Regions from separate parts of the Homo sapiens genome. Here region 2 is linked to region 1. A link is an interaction called in ENCODE POLR2A ChIA-PET data of the cell type or tissue named here. Cell type or tissue: OCI-LY7. All regions are shown on one strand.

The links. Peaks named below come from ENCODE experiments on the same cell type or tissue, not always from the same donor. Only the 100,000 strongest peaks of a DNase experiment are listed, where the experiment ranks them.
Region 2: POLR2A ChIA-PET joins it to region 1 with 5 read pairs; 29 of 35 experiments call an interaction of 5 or more read pairs at or near these places.

Annotation. Positions count from the first base shown.
Region 1 is chr1:244,867,583-244,870,082 of GRCh38, reverse strand. The region is part of intron 2 of LOC124904588 (UPF0764 protein C16orf89-like); the gene reads left to right. Among named protein-coding and RNA genes, the nearest start is that of HNRNPU, 4.3 kb to the right of the region's middle. RefSeq lists an enhancer at 813-1,412. In OCI-LY7, no CTCF peak of the experiment used is centred here; no DNase peak of the experiment used is centred here; H3K27ac peaks cover 223 bases.
Region 2 is chr1:244,979,957-244,982,456 of GRCh38, reverse strand. All of the region lies in intron 2 of DRC8 (dynein regulatory complex subunit 8), which reads right to left. Among named protein-coding and RNA genes, the nearest start is that of EFCAB2-AS1, 10 kb to the right of the region's middle. In OCI-LY7, no CTCF peak of the experiment used is centred here; no DNase peak of the experiment used is centred here.

The DNA of each region.
Region 1 (2,500 bases):
CTACTTTTAGTACAGAATACTTTGGAGGTGTTTCTGACTCTTACATCTTTTGTAAAATACATTGGAAAATGTATCTCAGTATATTTTATGCATCTTTGATTAATTTAAATTGGGCTTGATCGTGCTATACAAAAAACACAAAAACAAAAAAAGGGGTTAAGGCCGGGCATGGTGGCTCATGCTTATAATCTCAGCACTTTGGGAGGCCAAGGTGGGTGGATCAGTTGAGGTCAGGAGTTCAAGACTAGCCTGGCCAACATGGCAAACCCCTGTCTCTACTAAAAATGCAAAAATTAGCTGGAGGTGGCGCACACCTGTAATCCCAGCACTTTGAGAGGCCAAGGCGGGTGGATCCCTTGAGGTCGGGAGTTCAATACCAGTCTGACCAACATGGTGAAACCCCGTCTCCACTAAAAATACAAATAATTAGCTGGGCGTGGTGGCCAACGCCTGTAACCCCACCTACTAGAGAGGCTGAGGCAGGAGAATTGCTTGAACCCGGAAGGCAGAGGTTGCAGTGAACCGAAATTGCGCCACTGCACTCCAGATCAAAACAAACAAACAAAAACCAAGTTAAATAGAACAGCCTCTCGAGTCCTTTTAATTTAGCATTCTTGTCCCCTCATGTCACTCTGCTAACAACGTTCTATGTCTTCCCTCCTCCTGGAGGTGTTTTAGTCCATTTGGGCTCTTCTAACAAACATCATAAGCCGAGTAGCTTATAAACAACAGACACTTATTGGTCGCAGTTCTGGAAGCTAAGAAGCCCAGCGCCTCAGTGACTGGTGAGGGCCCGCCTCCCCACCCAGGGCACCTTCTTGCTGTGTCCTCACAGGGCAGAAGACACGAACGCTGGTCTCTTCAGCTCTGTATAAATTTTCTAATCCCATTGATGAGGGCTCCACGCTCATGACCTCGTTGCCTCCAAAGGCCTCAGCTCCTAATATCATGGGGGATTAGGTTTCAACACAGGACTTTTGTGGGGACACAAACGTTCAGTCCATAGCAGAAAGCAAAAGCCAAAGTCCTTTACAAAACCACCCACGAGGCTGCTGGTGATCTGTGTTTTCCTCTCTCCCCTCTCTCCTCTCCTACCCACTCCCATCATTCCCCGCAGGCCTGAATTCTTTTGTCTTCCTCCCCCAACCTCCCCAGCTTTATGGAGGTATAATTGGTATACGATAACTGCATATAGGCCGGGCACGGTGGCTCACGCCTGTAATCCTAGCACTCTGGGAGGCCGAGATGGGTGGATTGCCTGAGCTCAGTAGTTCACGACCAGCCTGGGCAACATGGTGAAACCCTGTCTCTACAAAAATACAAAAAAAAAAAAAAAAAAAAAATCAGCCGAGGGTGGTGGTGAACGCCTGTGATCCCAGCTACGAGGGAGGCTGAGGCACAAGAATTGCTTGAACCCGGGAGGCGGGGGTTGTAGTGAGCTGAGACGGTTCCACTGCACTCCAGCCTGGGCAACAAAGTGAAACTTTGTCTCAAAAAAAAAGAAAACCCTGCATATAACTAATAAATCTATACATATTTGGTGAGTTTGGACAGACATACACACGCATGCTACCATCACCACATTCAGGAAAATGAACATATCCATTACCTCCAACAGTTTCCTTGTGTACCTTTGTCCTTTTTTTTCTTTTTCATTTTCCCTTTTTTTTTTTTTTTGAGGTGGAGTTTTGCTCTTGTTGCCCAGGCTGGAGTGCAATGGCGCAATCTCGGCTCACCGCAACCTCTGCCTCCAAGGCTCAAGCGATTCTCCTGCCTGAGCCCCTCTAGTAGCTGGGATTACAGGCGCCTGCCACCGAACCCGGCTAATCTTGTATTTTTAGTAGAGACCATGTTGGTCAGGCTGGTCTCAAACTCCCGACCTCAGGTGATCCGCCCGCCTTGGCCTCCCAAGGTGCTGGGATTACAGGCTTGAGCCCACACTGCTCCCGGCTCTTTTTCTTTTTCTTTCTTTCTTTCTTTTTTTTTTTTTTTTTAGACGGAGTCTCGCTCTGTTGCCCGGGCTGGAGTGCAGTGGTGCGATCTCGGCTCACTGCAAGCTCCGCCTCCAGGGTTCACGCCATTCTCCTGCCTCAGCCTCCCGAGTAGCTGGTATTACAGGCGCACGCTGCCACGCCCAGCTAATTTTTTGTATTTTTAGTAGAGATGGGGTTTCACTGTGTTAACCAAGATGGTCTTGATCTCCTGACCTCATGATCCGCCCGCCTCGGCCTCCCACAGTGCTGGGATTATAGGCGTGAGCCACCGCGCCCGGCCTTTTTTTTTTTTTTTTTTTTTTGAGACGAAGTTTTGCTTTGTCCCCCAGGCTGGAGTTCAGTGGCTCAGTCTCAGCTCACTGCAACCTCCGCCTCCCAGGTTCAAGTGATTCTCCTGCCTCAGGCTCCTGAGTAGCTGGGATTACAGGCGGCCACCACCACGCCTGGCTATTTTTTGTGTTTTTAGTAGAGATGGGGTTTCAACATGTTGGCCAGGCTGGTCTCGA
Region 2 (2,500 bases), 110 kb before region 1:
CTAACCTCAAGTGACCCACCCTCCTTGGCCTCCCAAAGTGCTGGGATTACAGGCATGCGTCACCAAGCCCGGCCTGAACCTTTAACATATTAATCACAGTTCTTTAAATTCCTTGATAATTACAAAACACCCATTATCATATATCTAAGTCTGGTTCTGATGCTTGCTTTGTCTCTTCGGGCTGTTTTTCTTGCCTATTAGCATGTCTTGTCATTTTTTGTTGGAAGCCAGACATGATAGTAATCAGCTACTAGTGTGAGGCTTTACCCCAATCTGGCTAGGAGTAGGGCTGTGTTTAATGTTTGCTGTAGCTGTAGGTGCCAGATTCCTCTTCAGGCTTCCCTAAGAACTTGTCCTTAAATAGAGTCTCCACCTTGTAGGTCTTCCAGCTGCAAGCCGCTGTCAGTTGGTCTGAGTTGTATTCCTGTTGATGTGGTGGTGAGGGATGGGTGAGGAGAATTCTATCAACTTACGATGAAATCTCAGTCTTTTAGTGGACCTGTGTCAATGGGCTGTGACCTTCACAAGTGTTTTTCAGCTTTTTCCATCCGTTGAGATAAGACCAGACTAGCGGCCACTGAAATTGGCCTTTTTATGAAGAATGCACTAGCATATTTCAAAAGCGTTGCTTTCCCCTTCCCCTGTTAAACCAACCTTGCTTGGCTCTTCACCAGAATAACCCCGTGGGGTTCCTAGGAGTAAAACCGGAGGAAGTGTGAGGGACCGCCTAAGACTGCAGGCCTCCAGGAGTTTCTCACTCTCATGACAGTCCACACGCAGCCTCCACCAATTTGTCAAAATTAACAAATATTTCTTGCAGTTTATGGCTCCAGGAGCAACCGGAGTGATGACTTCCAAGCGCTTACCTTTTGAGCTGAAACTGGAAGGCTGCTTTACCTATCTAAGCCTCCATTTCCTTACTTGTGGAAAGCGGGTAACAGAGGCACCTACCACATAGATTTATTGTAAGGATTAAAGGACATAATACACGTAAAACATTCAGCCCAGTGCCTACTTCAGAGTAAGTGCTCTATAAATGTTAACCATTGGGGAGTTTTTCCCAACATTTTTAAGTGCTTCCTTCATGAAATTCTTCCTACTTGGCTTTTGTGACACTATTTGCTCATTTTCCCATGATTTTGCAATTGTGCTTTCAATCTTATTCACAAGTTATTTTTCTCTGTTCAATTACTGATTTTTACCCAGAGTTCTGATCCTAGTCACTTCTCCTTTCAGTCAACATTTTTTTTTGGCGGTGGGGTGGTGGGGTGGGGACAGAGAGTCTCACTCTGTCATCCAGGCTGGAGTGCAATGGCGTGATCTCGGCTCACTGCAACCTCTGCCTCCCCAGGTTCAAGCGATTCTCCTGCCTCAGCCTCTCAAGTAGCTGGGATTACAGACGCCTGCCACCACACCTGGCTAATTTTTGTGTTTTGGGTAGAGAGGGGGTTTTGCCATGTTGGTCAGGCTGGTCTCGAACTGCCTACCTCAGGTAATCCACCCGCCTGGGCCTCCCAAGGTGCTGGGATTACAGGCGTGAACCACCACGCCCGGCCTCAGTCAACAAAATTGTATCCATTTTTTCTGGACATTCTCAACCATTCCCAAGACTACAACCACTTACAGAGGAATACATTCAAGCGATCCAACACACATCATTCTCATTTTTCATTCAACAGATATTTAGGTACCAAGCACACAGTGCTGCCTATGTTATATCTCAACCTGAATGCCTCACAGGCACCCAAACTCAACATGTGCAAGACTAGAACTATTATTTACATAACTCTACTATTCCTCTTTATTCTTTGTTACCCAATCAGAAACCGTGTCCCTGACCTGACTCAATATTCATATCTGTCCTATTACAAAATCTATCCATTTCCTCTAGCCTATCTCCTTGTTTCATTCCTGACTTCCATTACTTTGGTTCAGGGTTTTATCTTTCTGGACTACTATACTGGGACAAACCTGGAGTCCCAAACCTGGAGTCCATCTAATCCACTGAGCACACTTGCCCAAGTGATTTTTCTAGACAACAAATATGATTGTCTCTTGCTAAAAAAAACTTTATTTTTTATTTTTTCATTTTTATTTTTTAGACAGAGTCTCATTCTGTCAGCCACGCTGGAGTTCAGTGGTGCAATCCTGGCTCACTGCAACCTCCACCTCCCGGGTTCAAGTGATTATCCTGCCTCAGCCTCCCATCTTGTTAAAAACTTTTTTTTTTTTTTTTTTGAGACGGAGTCTCGCTGTGTTGCCCTTGCTGGAGTGCAGTGGCGTGATCTCGGCTCACTGCAACCTCCACCTCCTGGGTCCACGCCATTGTCCTGCCTCAGCCTCCCAAGTACCTGGGACTACAGGCACCTGCCACCACGCCCAGCTAATTTTTTTTTTTTTTTTTTTTTTTTTTTTTAGTAGAGACGGGGTTTCACCGTGTTAGCCAGAATGGTCTTGATCTCCTGACCTCGTGATCCACCTGCCTCGGCCTCCCAAAGTG